2 separate regions of the Homo sapiens genome follow, and region 2 is linked to region 1. A link is a contact called in ENCODE Hi-C or POLR2A ChIA-PET data. All regions are on one chromosome and are shown on one strand. Each heading gives the region's core, a stretch centred on a gene start or an enhancer-like site at or near the end of the contact. The rest is flanking DNA. Distances are from core to core; before and after follow the strand shown.

Region 1 (7,078 bases), core at 1,522-4,021:
TCTCATGGGAAACTCCACGTTAGACCTTTCCATGGACATCACACTGTTTTTCATCACATTGATATCATCAAGGTGGGCAGGTTATACTCTCGCTAACATCAAAGGCCGTCTGTGTTCTAAGGGATTTCACAGGTGCAGAGAACAAAATGACCACAGTGTAGTGGGAAGAGCCTTGGCTTTGGAGTTAGGATAGTAGAGTGAGAGCCTTACTCACTTGGCATCACTCTAGCAGCGTGAACACAGGCACCTCTGTGCTTTGGTTTTCCCATTTGCAAACTGGAGATTATTAAATCGACCTCAAAGGGTTGTGGTGAGGATTATAGATGATGCTGGGGCCTCAGGACATGCCTAGAACTGAGGGCATTGCTGGTTTGGGGAGGACGGGTGTCCCTGCCAAACTGGAGATGGGTCTCAGAACTGAGTCCTGGCTCCATCTTCAGGCCGCTCCCTCGCTGCTTCAGGGTCGCTGCTTCAGGGTCACTGCCTGGGGCTGGCAGATCTTCACCTGGGGTTCCCTGGTGGAGATCAAAGCTCTATTTTAGGACAACTCACTCAATGATGTTGTTCAGGCCAGGAATCACTGACGTCACTTTTCCAAGCAGTCCCCCAAGGAGGCCACCAGAAGTACCTCCTCCAGGCTTCAGGATGTCCAGGAGCGGAAGGTTTTCCAGAATGCCCAACAGGCCCCCAGACAGCAGGCCATTGCTGAGGGCTGGAAATGGGTGTAAGGGTCTCTGGGGGTCAGATCTGACAATTCCAGATCCTCAGGCCCCCTCCCCCATCCAGCCCTGTCCCTCCCCACTTTGCAGGGTTGGACACACACACACACACACACACACACACACACACACACACACACACACACACATGCACACATACACCCCTGAAAACTCACCATTTGTCAAGCTTCCTGCAAGACCTGTGGGACTCAAGGGCAGGGCTGGATTCACATTCAAGGGCAGGGTCTGGTCCAGGGGCACGGGCAGGCCTCCAAACTGGGCCATGGTCTGGGCTAACAGCCCGTAGAAGACAATGAGGCCCCCAGTTTGAAACATCTTTGCTCTTAGTATCTGTGGCCAGAATGACAAGTCCAACATGGCATGGGTATCAGAGAGGAATTTATCCACCACCTGCCCTGACACCTGGGGGGTGGGGTTGTTTGCTCCCCAGAACACCAGGGGGTCACTAGTAATAGCTAATACTGCTGAACAATTTCTCTTTGCCAGGCAACAGGCTGACCACTTTACACAATTTCATCTTCATCACAACCCTAAGACATGGGCACCTGTTACCTGCATTGCACAGGTGAGGACCACTGATCAGGGGCCTAAAAAGGAGACAGCCCCACTCCACCACATTCCAAAGAAGAGGGTTTTTTTCCTTCTTGCCAAGAATCCCAGCCTCACCTCACTCCATCTTGCCCACAGTTCACTTGTCTGATTTTCCAGTAGGAGAAACCAAGGCTCACAGAGGTCAAGTGAGTTTGCAGTTGGGAGTTTCAAATATACTCCCATCCCTTCTTGAAACCCACTTGTGTACTACCGAGTGTGGGTAACTTTCCCCAAGGTCACAAGTACACGGTGGACAGAGGATTAGAAGCTAGAGCCAGGTGAACCCTCGGTTAAATTAAGTAACCATCAGATTTATTCTCCAATCGGGCTTGCTTCAATGGTTTGAATCATTGCTGCTCTTCAGACAAAGCAAATGAGAAGGGTTAAACGTGCAAGTGCTGAAGAATTGAACTGTTTTAGATCATCCCTGTTCAGTCCTTTGGCCTGAGCTCAGGCCATGATGGTTGGTGGATGCCCTTGAAAGTCACACAATACAGGGGTCGCATGGCCACAGCCACCATCTCATGTAGACCTTTGTTGGGGAATTCCTGGGGCCATCAAAGTCTTCATTGCATGAGAAGAACCAGGAGACCAAAGAGGGGTAGTGACTTTCCCAAGGTCATACAATAAATTGATGGCAGAGCTGTGGTTGAAGGCAGGTCTCCCAACCCTCCCCTCACCCAACACACAAACATGCATTCTATCATTTTGACACCTTTCTCTTCTCCTTCAAGCTGCCCTGGATGGAATTCCGGTCAACCCCTGAGGTTTGGCTTGCAGACCTCTCACAGGTCTATTTGGCAGCCAGCAGAGTTGTCCAGAGCCAGCACTAGTACCTACAATTTGGAGACAACTGGTGACTTTGTGCAAAATTCCATCTATTGGCTGACTCAGCTAAAGCTCCATCCTTGTGGTGGAAGGCTGGAAATGAAAGGTCTTTGGTCCAAAGAGCCAGTTGTGCCCTTCTTAGGGAGGTAACTTTGACCACAGCCTCTGAATCTCTTTTGGGCAACAGACCCTTTATGAATCCAATGGAAGCTAAAGATCCTAGTCTCAGAAAAAATGCATCAAAATGTATAAAATTGGGTGAAGAATTTTAGGAGGTTTTTGGATCATCTGTATCCACATTGGTAACCTCAAGCTAAAACTTATGCCTTAGAGGCTTTCATTTACGGCATTAATAGTGCCCATTTCTATATCAATGTTACTGGTCTCTTAGGACAGCAGAGCAAATGGCCATCCCCACATCCCTGACATTGGCCAGGTCTGTTTCTCTTGCACAGCCCCCAGTGAGTGATCAAGATCACTCACTGCCCCACAGGGCAGGAGCCTGAGATCCCTGCCGTTAAGGGTAGCAGAGGGGCCACAGAATGGATGGCTCTTACCTGGACTTCTTAGAGGTCTCAGCAGCTGTCCTGGTCTCCTCTCTCTCCCCCACTCACTTCTGCCGAGGAGTCAGCCTCTTTTATAGTATGGGGACGAGGAAGCATGTGTTGGGTGATGGGTTTCTAGATAATTGAGAATTCTGCAATCTGACAGTGTCTTTCAGGGCTCTCCAAAGTAAATAATTGCCAATCACATTAGCAGGTGAGACAGTTAAGCTATTTGGTCAACAAGATAAACAGAGAAAAACCTGAGATGGGATGTTACTCAAGACTTTATGGTTTCCTGAGCGGAGCCAAGGTTGGGGACCCACGCTCCCAAGGTAGCTTGGAGCATTGAAAGGAGCAGCCAGACAGAGCCCAGGAAGGGACCTCAGTCTCATCTCTTGGCCCCTTTCCTCTCCTGCTCTAATTTTTTTGCTCCAGTTGGAGGATTCTTTCTCCTAAAATGTCAAAAGAGTCACACTGCATCCTACATCTGGGGTGCGTCTCCATTCCAGGGCAAGGGTCTCCTGTTTTCAGAGCCCCTATTGCACGTCAGGAGCTCTCTGTCCTCACAAGAACCCTGAGAGGGAGAGGTGACTCCTCCTCTTTTATAGAGGAGGAAACTGAGATCCAGTGGGGACAAGTGCTGAAAGACCCAGAGAGGATGCAGCAGAGTTAGAATGCAACTGACTGGAGAATGAAAACAACAAAAACAACGCCAACAGCAGACACTGGCCGAGCTCCTGCTGTATGCCTGGCCTGCCATGGTGTTCACAGGCAGCATCTCACAAAATCCTCACAACCCTGTACTCCTATTCTATAAGGGGGAAACTGAGGCTGAGTGTGAGGCAAGTTGTCCAGAGATGCAGTGCTTGCCTGGGGTGAGACATCCACATTCAGGTCCTTTCCCCGAATCACTGCACTGAGAGATGAAGGTGCCTCCCAACACTTGCTGGCCATTTTGATTTCCCCACCTGTGAACTTTACACTTTCATGCGTCCCTTTTTATTTTTTAAATTTTCACTTAATTTTTATTTTATTTTATTTTTTGAGACAGTCTTACTCTGTCGCCCAGGCTAGAGTGCAGTGGTGTGATCTCAGCTCATGACAACCTCCACCTCCCGGGTTCAAGTGATTCTCCTGCCTCAGCCTCCTGAGCAGCTGGGACTACAGGCGAGCGCCACCATGCCTGGCAAAGTTTTTGTATTTTTAGTAGAGATGGGGTTTCACCATGTTGGCCAGGCTGTCCTCGAACTCCTGACCTCAGGTGATCCACCTATCTCAGCCTCCCAAAGTGCTGGGATTACAGGCGTGAGCCACAGTGCCCCGCCGCTTCTCTTTTAGGTCCTGGAAAAGTCTTTCCAGGTTCCCAGGCCTGAGGGATCCTTTGGCATCCTGGTCTCTATCCTACCCTTTCTTCTACCTTTCCCTAAATGGAGTAATCAGGCATTTATTTATCCCCACCACTGGGGCCCTTGGAGTCTGTTCAGCAGATGAAAAAGTGAAGACACAGGAAGGCCAAGGTCCTGGACCAGTGAGCGCAGCTCTTACCCTGCAAAACCTAACACCTTATAAGCAAAAGTGGAGAGAGAAGGAATAAATGTGCTTTTATTAAGCACTGACTGCATGCCAGGTGCTCTCCATATTTGAACCTCATCTTCTTCAGGAGTGGTTGGTATTGTTGTCTCTCATACATTGGATGAGGAGGCTGAGGATCAGAAAGGGTGACTGCTTCCTGGGGACACACAGCGAGTGAGTGTTGGAGTCAATTGACCCTGCCACCCTCTGTGTCTGTCTGAGTCCCTGCTAATCAGTGGGCCACACTGCCTCCCTCACACTAGGCCTTCACTGGCCTGCTCCACTGCTCTCCAGAGTCTGGGTGGTGCCCCCAAGGGTTTGGGGCCATGGCTTTGAACTTAATTATCCATTCAAGGTACTTGCTGGACTCTGCCCACATCTTGTACATGGCAATCATCCTCACAGTGGTCCCATCGTATAACTCTTGTGGGTTGGGTCAGGTTGCTACTATCCTTGTGGGGAAACTGAGGCAGATAAGGCAAGGAATTAGTAGAGTTTGTGCAGCCAGTTAATGAAAGCTTACACCCTCTGGTTTGAGGCCGGGAGGCTGTGTCTGTATTGCAGCAGAAAGTGGGTGAATTTGGGCTCAAACAGCCCTGGTTCAAATCCTACGACCCTGGGCAAGTCAGTCCAGTTCCCTGAACTTCATTCAGTTTCCTCACCTGTAAAATGGGGAGCATAAAATCTGCCTCACAGGGCTATGGGGAGATGATGTCTGGGGAGCTGGTATGAATCACAGTTCATAAACTCAGGCGTCCACACATCTTTCTGATTTATCTATACTTTACCATTTCAAATGCCATTTTGCTCAGGAACAGAAATGTCCCAATTTCCCCCTGGGGTTTCATGTCTGTGCTAGGGGCTTTGTTTGTACCAAGGAGGCTGCCTGTCCCTATTTTTGGCTGGCAATATAGGAGACAGCCATGTGCCATCTGCCCCTAGATTGCAGAGACACTGTACTTCCCTCCTGGTGAAAGGTCCCTTTGGATTTAGCATTTACTTTCAACTCGTTTGTAAGACACAGAATTGTTCTGCTGTTCGCCAGTTCCTTGGGCCTGATACAGGACTGTGAGGGGCTGCCCAAGCCCTCCTGCCTGGATCCACCTAGACCCTCCCTTTACCCTTCTCTCCCTGGGGTCTCATGCCCTCTTCTGGCTCTGGGAGGGAGTGTGGACACAGACGCCCTCTGTCCCTGGATCCCATACATGTGCCTGGGATTCTGTTCCCTTCATCCCATGCTCAGGTCTGCCTGGGAGCAGCAAGGGACGGAGGCACCATCAGAACCCACCAGAACTATGCTCCTTCCAGTTCTCCTGGACCCTCACACTTCACCAACCCAACATAGGGCATTTTCTAGTTTTGTGGGCAGGAAGATTTGCTTCAACTTCATTGTGTGTATGCTGTTCTCAGACTCTCCTATGCCCTGAGTTTAACAAGTCAAAAGCCAAGACTATAAAAACAAAAAAACTTACAGTAAAATTGACTTCTTTTAGTGGTATGGTCCTTTGAGTCTTACCACATGTATAGTCAGCCACCATCATAATCAGGGTAAAGAACAGTTCCATCCCCCCAAAGGCACTCTCATGGGTCCCTTTACAGCCACACCCTGCCTTCATCTGCTGGCAACCACCTGTTTGTTCTCTGTCACTACCACTTTATCAAAAACCCAGGCTCTTGAAAGTCAAGAGCCTTGTTTCTGCTTCTGTTGAAACTGCCCTTCCTTGTGGCCACAGGGACTGCATGCTCCCTGCCCTGAACAGGGGAAAGGTCTCAGGGCACCAGGAAACAAGTGGAAGGACACACCACGAACATTTCAAGAGGTTTTCCCCACTCTGGTGATGTCAATACCCTCTCCATGTGTTTCTCAGAAACTGTAGGTGGTGCCTTTCCTTCCTGCTTCTCAGGTTGCAATTGTGTTTGGGAGCCTTTGCTCAGGTTGTTTTGTCAATCAAGAGATCCATTTCTGGCCGGGTGTGGTGGCTCACATCTGTAATCTCAGCACTTTGGGAGGCCCAGGCAGGTGGATCATTTGAGGTCGGGAGTTCAAGACCAGCCTGGCCAACATGGTGAAATCCCATCTCTACTAAAAATACAAAAATTAGCTGGGCATTAGTGGTGCGCACCTGTAAACCCAGCTACTTGGTAGGCTGAGGCAGGAGAACTGCTTGAGCCTGGGAGGCGGAGGTTGCAGTGAGCCAAGATCATGCCGCTGCATTCCAGTCTGGGTGACAGAGTGAGGCTCTGTCTCAAAAAAAAAAAAAAAAAAAAGATCCATTTCTAAAGGGCAGAATTGGTTTGATTTTTCAAAGGGCTCTGACCTATGCAAGGTCTGTTCTCCAGAATGTGAGAATGGGATGCAGGATCTCCTCCCCAGGAGAAAGGTCAGCGTGGGGACTGAGTTGCAGAGGGTCTTCAGATGGCCTTGGAAGCTCCAGAGCATTCCCAGAGAGCCAGAAACCCCAACTTAGATGAAAAAAATATATATTCTCAAGTAGGGTTTGCTTCAGGCAAGCTCCCCTTGCTTTTGAGATTAATCTTTGCACTTGCTTTTAAAGTGCAAAAAAAAAAATACTACTACTAATGATAACCTTTTGTGAGACACTAGAGCTTTATGCCACCTGTAACAAGCCTGTGGGGAAACTGAGGTTCAAGGAGGGCTGTGACCTGCACAGGGTCATCTCAGCTGGGAAGAGGTGAAGTCAGACTGTCATCTGGGGCTTCAGTGCTCTTACTTCAAGTGCAAGTTTGCATCACAGTTTTCAGTTCAGAAAGCACCTGCCCATCTTCCCTGGAGCCCTCCCG
Region 2 (7,078 bases), core at 3,254-5,753, 42 kb before region 1:
GGAATTGTGGTTTAGAGCTGGGATGGCCATTGTTGAATCCTGTCTCCATCTGCAGCAGACAAGTCAGGGGCAGTAAGTGTTCTGAGGTCACAAAGTACGTGGCCAGGCCCTGGCTGGTCTCTTCCTCCTGCTTTTTGACAAGAAGAACAAGGTGAAGAGCGTTTGCTGTCCTGCCATGTTTGCAAACACACCAAAAGCCCTGAATACCTAAAGGTGAGGTGTTTTGAGAGAGCTCTTGGGAGGACCCTGCCGATCCCTTGGGCACATCTCCAGAGAGGCAAATGCCCCTGCTTGGCTTCCCAGCTGGCCATGCCCACTGCCCATGGACAATGACCCTCTGTGCGGTGCTCGGGCCCAATGCCAAGACCTGGGGCCGCATCAGCTCCTGCTTCCTGCCACGTGCTGGGACAGCAAAGCTGGCTGCATCTCTGCAGGCCCATGGTCCCCAGACTCCACACCTGCCCTCAGTACCGCGTGGCCCCTCCTCAGGTTGCTGGCGTCTCTTGGCCTTGGCTCCACCTCTCTTCAGCTCCCAGGCCTTTTTGTGCCGTGTCCTCTTTCTGGAGTACCTCCTTCACCCTCCTGAAAACCTAATTGTGCCCTGTCTGGGAAGAAGCGCAGGAGTGCAGGAGGAAGCCTGTGGAGGCCGACAGACACGGCTCAGATTCCTGCTCCTATACTGACAGCTGTCAGCCTTGGGAAAATTGCTTCTTCTCTATGAGACTGTTTCCTCCATTGTGAAATGGGACTATTTTGAGGGTCTCGTAAGGTCATGAGAAATGCTTGAAACATCAGAGAATTCAGCAAGTGGTAAATTCACACCTGTAATACCAGCATTTTGGGAGGCAAATACTGGTGGATTACCTGAGGTCAGGAGTTTGAGATCAGCCTGGTCAACATGGTGAAACCCTGTCTCTAAAAAAAAAAAAAAAAAAAAATTAGACGGGCATGGTTTTTAGGTGGCACGTGCCTGTAGACCCAGTTACTCAGAAGGCTGAGGCAGGGGAACCACTTGAACCCAGGAGGCAGAGGTTGCAGTGAGCCAAGATCGCACCACTGCACTCCCGCCCGGGCTACAGAGCAAGACTCTGTCTCACACACACAAAAAAGAACGCAACATCTGCATAAAGCTGCCTGACTGCTGCTCCACCTGGCCTGGATGTCCTCTTCCCAGCATGTTTGGCTGCTGGCCACCTTTCAGCCCTCACCTCTCTCTACTTCATCCCTCGCTCCTCTCACTCCCACCCCAGGGCCTGCGCACATGCTGGCCTTATCCCAGGAGCGCTCTCCTTCCAGCTCTCATTCTGGCTTCTTCTAATTCACCAAGTCTCAGCTACAGTGTTGCCTCCTGGGGTGGGGTGGGGGAGCAGGGGACAAGGGGACCACCCTCTCTAAGGTAGGGCTCTTTTTGCTGCACACTGAGGGTGTCCTTACTAGCATTTACTGGAACTGGGTCTGAAAACTTGAGTGTTGTTTTAGGCACCATGATTTCCCAGATGCTGTATACCAAGGAGAGGTCCTGGGCCACAGACCAAGCAGTGGCTAAAAACCAGTTGCACAGCTCCTGCATCTCTCATGCAGGGGGCCCTGACCCAGATTAAGGCAACGAAAGGGCCAAGAAGGGACAGGAAGAAGATGGCAGAGGTATTTCTTGGGAGACAGCTGTGGTCCCTCCTCCTCTCCCAGGGAGGAGGGCAGGAGGTGTTTGGGCCTCAATGCAGGCCTAGCAGGAGGGACCTTTTCAGGGACCACTTAGGGGCTTGAGGTTTGTCTCCCCTGGAGTTGGGGCTTGCAGTAGACTGGGTTGTGTCTCCTGATGAGTTGAAGTCATGTTGGGCAAAGTGACTTCCGTAAGTGGAAAATTACTGCTCTCTGTTCCCTCTGGGCAGGGTCAAAGCGCATGTGTGTGTGTGTTTTCCCAGGGCCGGGTGTGGACCCTGCAAGACGAAGATCGGTCTAGGGCTGCTTGAAGTCCTTCCTAGTATCACCACCTGGAGAGGACGCTAGAGAACCAGGGGCTGGGAGTGGCTGGGGTGGCCTGCGGGACAGTTAGCCATCAAAGAGGCTCTGCCCTGGTGTGGGGGGTGCAGGTCAAGAAGCCCCACAGGGAGGTAAGACTACCTCTTTGAAGGTGCCGACAAGACTTGGCTCTCAACATTTTTTGGGCTCCCCAGAGAGTTGGGAACTACCTGGCAACAATATCAGTCAAAGGAAAATTCTCCTGCCCCTTTTCTTCCTTCTGGATGGAGAGAGAGAGAGAGAGAGAGAGAGAGAGAAAGAGAAGGAGAGGGAAGTGCAGGGAGAGAACACACACCTCTTCTCCCCTTTCCCACCAAGCTGATCCACAGAAGCCTCGGTTAGGGGTGGGGAGATAATCTGATGTTAAATCAAAGCTGGATGCTCAGACACAGCAAGATGGCAGAGTGGAAAAGATCATCTCCATTCTACAGATCACCAAACTGAGGCCAAGAGAGGAGAAAATAGGGGTTTTTATCCTCCCATTTTCCAGATGAAGTAGGACCTTGGAGAAGGGAATTGACTTGCCTAAGGTCCCACAACCATAAAGCAGAGGGCCAGGATTGGGACCCATTTCTGTCTGAATTGAGAGCCCATGCTCCACGCACTGACCCAGCCTGCCCTACCATCTCCAGCCAGAACGAGGGCCAAGCTCTCCTGGGAAGACTGCAGTCATGCGGAAAACCAGAGAGGGTTTCTGATGACGTGGACAGATGGAAATCAGAGGCCTTGCCAACTGTCACTGGCTCGAAAGAAAGAAGGAAAGCAAGAATTCAAGCCACTCCTAAAGAAGCTCAGGTCCTCCATTGTTGCCACCAAAGATGCTCCACCAGCATGGTAGAAGCATTTTGCTCTTGTACCAATTTCAGCTGCCTGGTGATGGCTCTTGAAGCTTTCAAGGGTCTGGGCTCAGCAGGAGAGAATGTGGTGATTGATTAACAATGTCGGTCATGAGCAGACACAGATGCTTCATCCTTGCTACATCCCACCAGCATCCTTGTTAAGGATTATGGATTTTCTTGCAAAATATTAAAGATAATGGAGTGGGGAGAAAATCCCTAGATGACATGGAGTTTGCCACTACCTTTGGGCTGGTTTTGGATAAGTCAGTTCTCTCTGAGCCTCAGTCTCCCCAGCTATAGAATAAAGATGTTGGGCTCCACGATGCAGTGGCCAGGCTGGCTGTGATGACCTTTGCTTATAGTGGAGGGGGCTCAGTTCTTATGCAATGAGGACTGGGCTGTTTCTGAGGTCAAGTATGTTGTTAGGAAGATCAAACCCATTGACCCAGGGTCAGTGGAGGTTCTGCCAAGGGAACTGGCCAGTGATTTGAGCATAGAGAACTGTGAGGATGCTCACTGCAGCCTTACCTGGAATAGCCCTAAAGTGGGACCCGCCTTAACATCCAGCAATGGGATTTATTAAATAAACCGTGGGCCACCAGGCAGCCATCACAAAACAATGTAGACCAACCAACAGAAGTAAGTGAAAAGGGAAACTGTTTCTTCTATTTTTTAACAAAAAAAAATTTTTTTTAATCTAGAAAAAAATACTGGAAGGAAATGCATCAACAGTACACGTTTCTTGGTGGTGTGATCACAGGTCACTTTCACCATCTTCTTGGTATTTTTCAGAATTAAAAAAATGTTTACACTAAATATATGTATTGGATATGTAAACAACCCCACTAAATGGCCTGCAAATGAGTCAATAAAGGTTGGGCGCAGGACAAGGGAGTGGAGGAAACCTCATTCCTTTCCCAATGCCCGACCCACAGCCCCCACCAACCTGGGACTCTGAGGAATTATTGTGATGCCATTGCTGATAGCAGCAACAAACGCCCAGTCATGCCGGTCCCGGAACCACCAGGAAAGAAATAAAGAAATCATTACTGGAACTTACAACATAATCCCTCTTTTGTGGGACAGAAATAGATTAAATTCAGTGCAAATGAACCCTGGCTAAGTTGGAAGCTGTCCTAGCTCTTGGGGGGAGACAAAGACCAGATCTCTGCCCTCGTGGGGCCCACAGTCCAGTTGATGAAGGTGTGTTGGGTGACCCAACAGAGGTGGATGCAGGCAGCCGGCTGAGTGCTGGGATTTTCATCCACGTGGGCAGCATGTGCGTAGGCTCAGAGCTCCAGGAATGGGAACCCAGGCAGGGTGATGTGTTGCTTTCACTGCCGTGAGCCTTGGCCAAGTGTGCAAAGTACCAGGATAGAGGTGACACAGGGATTGTTATTAGGGCCAGACGAGCAATACAAATGCCAGGGTGCAGACAGGATGGGCTTAATAAGGCCAGCACAGGTCAAGTATGTCAAACAGTAGAACAGGGGCAAACACACAGATGGTATGGTCAGCACTGAGAGAGAGGGAGGCTGGCACCTGCCTCGTGTGTGACAGTCGCTGGCAGCTCAGTGGGGCCCAGAAGGGGATAACCTGCCTGATTAGGGAGGGGAAAAATGATTTCTTTCTTTCTTTCCTGGTGATTCTGGAACTGGCATGACTGGGCTTTTGTTGCTGCTATCAGCAATGGCATCACAATGCTTCCCTGGGGAATAGTTCAGAGAAGGCTTCCTGGAAGAGGTGACATTTGATCTGGGCTTAAGGGATAGGGATGTGTTAGGAGGGGAGGGCATTCCAGAGTGGGAGCCTTTCAGGGGCAAAGGAAGGAGGGTGGGTTTTGGAAAGAGTGTCTGGGAGCTTGCCTGAGTCGCTTGAAGGGGAAGGGAGTGGGGCGGGTGGCAGGGAAGGTGGGCTGGAGGGGAAGGGAGTGGGGCGGGTGGCAGGGAAGGTGGGCTGGAGGGGAAGGGAGTGGGGCGGGTGGCAGGGAAGGTGGGCTGGAGGGGAAGGGAGTGGGGCGGGTGGCAGGGAAGGTGGGCTGGAGGGGAAGGGAGTGGGGTGGGTGGCAGGGAAGGTGGGCTGGAGGGGAAGGGAGTGGGGCGGGTGGCAGGGAAGGGGAGCTGGAGGGGAAGGGAGTGGGGCGGGTGGCAGGGAAGGTGGGCTGGAGGGGAAGGGAGTGGGGCGGGTGGCAGGGAAGGTGGGCTGGAGGGGAAGGGAGTGGGGCGGGTGGCAGGGAAGGTGGGCTGGAGGGGAAGGGAGTGGGGCGGGTGGCAGGGAAGGGGAGCTGGGGATGTTCTCATGAGGAGTCAGAACCAGGGGCTGGAGGTGAGATGGGATTGGGGATGGGAATGGAGCACAAGCAGGGCTGGGGTCCTGAGGCCCTCAGTGCCTCCCAGAACGCTGTGGGCTGTATGGAGCCTCCCCCAAGGCAGGGGACAGTGTGCTCAGATCCTCAAAACCAGGCCTCGGGTAGCCTGCTTGTCTTCACTGTCTGGCTTTCCCAGAGGTCTCTGTCTTGCTCTTGCCATCCCCTTCTCTTTCTGTCTCTCCTTCCCTCCTCCTCAGGCTGTCCCTGCCCTGTCTCTCTCTTACCCACTGTCTCTCTCCTCTCTCTGCCAATCTCTTGGGTGCTTTCTGAAGCTCAGGAGGGAGCTGGGCGGCCTGTGGAGAGTGCACCTGGACACACTACGCGGTGACCCGCCCCTACTGTGTGGCCTCAGGCAAATGTCCTCACCTCTCTGTGCCTGCAGTCTGTGCCTGGCAAAAGGGGCTCTGGGCCCCAGCTGTCGGCCTGTGCTGTGCCTGGCCTTGACATGGAAACCACCCAATCAGATGAGCAGGTCCTCTTTCCAGGCCCTGCCCTGAGCATGGTGTTAACTCACTTTGACTTCACAATAGCGGTGCTGCAGGGGACAGGAGCTGGGACATACTCACAGCACGCTCACTTAAAGCAAAGCGGGGAACCCCAGAAGGAACTCTTGACACTGGGATTTCTGTGACTGGTATTGCAGTTGCTCTGATTGATATCATATCATATTGTCTAGCTGTAACTAGATAAAGGAAGACAGGAAGGGGTGACTTACAAAGTTCAGCTGTTGTGAGAACCCTCACGTACCAGTGTCTACCTGTCCTTGAAAACGGTGTGACTATTGAGTGGGGGGCTTGGGAAATGGGCAGGTCCCTGGGAGATGGGGGAATCACTGGACCAGGCCCCTGGGGGCAGCTGAGTCCCTCAAGTTGGGAGCCTCAGTTTGGGGTGCTTGGAGGTTTAACCTCATCTGCCCTCAAATGGCCATCCTTGGAGATAGATTCTTGAGGCAGCCCCCACCCCCACCCCATCTCCAGTCTCTCCAGGTCAGGAGGGCGGGAGAGGTTCCACTAGCAGCCCAGGGCAGGGCCAGAGAGGCTGGAGCAGGCTAGAGCCTAAGACTTTGCTATGTTGCAGGGCTTGTATGATTTTAGGGGTCAGTCCCCCAGTATTTCTCTCCCAACCCTCTAATTTTCTTTAGTAATTCAAGACTGGTGGCACAAACAGATGCAGTCGGCTAGCAGGTCAGTTAGTCAGTCAGCAAATGCACCTTACACACCCTCTGTGTGGACACAGAGCTGGGTGCCTTGGATATAGCAGGGAGCCCACAGATCAGCCCCTGCCCTCCTGGGGCTCACAGTGTCCTGGGGAGACAGAGACGGAGGGAGAGCAAGAAACAGACAAATAAATATACAGTCACAATGTGCGATTATCTCAGTCATGATGCGGAACAAAAATGAGAACATGTGTAGGATCCTGAAACGACACCATCAGAGGCTCATGAGAGGTTTCAGCCTCCTGGGAACGCCCTGGATGCCCTCCCCCAACCAACACTCAACACCCCTGCCACACACACACACACACACACACACACACGCACACATACACACACGTGACCCTCCCTCTATTCATCTTCCACGCATTTGACTTTGGAACACAGTTTTGGGGGCCAACAATGTATGAAAGGAAGGGAGCTTTATGAAATGTATAATATAAATAGCCCTACTATTTCTTTTTTCTTTTCTTTTCTTTTTTTTTGAGACAGAGTCTTGCTCTGTCTTGGAGTGCAGTGGCGTGATCTCAGCTCACTGCAACCTCTGCTTTCCAGGTTCAAGTGATTCTCCTGCCTCAGCCTCCTGAGTAGCTGAGATTACAGGCGTGTCCCATGATGCCCGGCTAATTTTTATATTTT

Evidence for each region. A loop is a pair of places that touch in the nucleus more often than their neighbours do. ChIA-PET counts read pairs that join two places held with the same protein, here RNA polymerase II (POLR2A). Pooled maps may share reads with other maps.
Region 2: a pooled map shows a loop between it and region 1 (4-fold over the local background). The contact joins the enhancer-like site here to the promoter of BPIFA1 in region 1. A Hi-C loop is called at or near these places in 1 of 168 maps with a recorded cell type or tissue (Right ventricle myocardium inferior) and 1 of 50 pooled maps. POLR2A ChIA-PET finds 5 or more read pairs at or near these places in 2 of 52 experiments (A673 and RWPE1).

Annotation. Positions count from the first base shown.
Region 1 is chr20:33,231,689-33,238,766 of GRCh38, reverse strand. It overlaps BPIFA1 (BPI fold containing family A member 1), which reads right to left and starts at 2,771. Exons shown (of 9, transcript NM_130852.3): 1 at 2,717-2,771; 2 at 896-1,070; 3 at 553-712. The coding sequence starts at 1,055.
Region 2 is chr20:33,275,081-33,282,158 of GRCh38, reverse strand. No RefSeq gene overlaps it. Among named protein-coding and RNA genes, the nearest start is that of BPIFB1, 4.6 kb to the left of the region's middle. RefSeq lists enhancers at 1-372, 373-873. Within about 2 kb of position 4,503, at least 4 of the 41 ENCODE cell types and tissues checked have a DNase peak (open chromatin) inside an H3K27ac peak, as active enhancers do.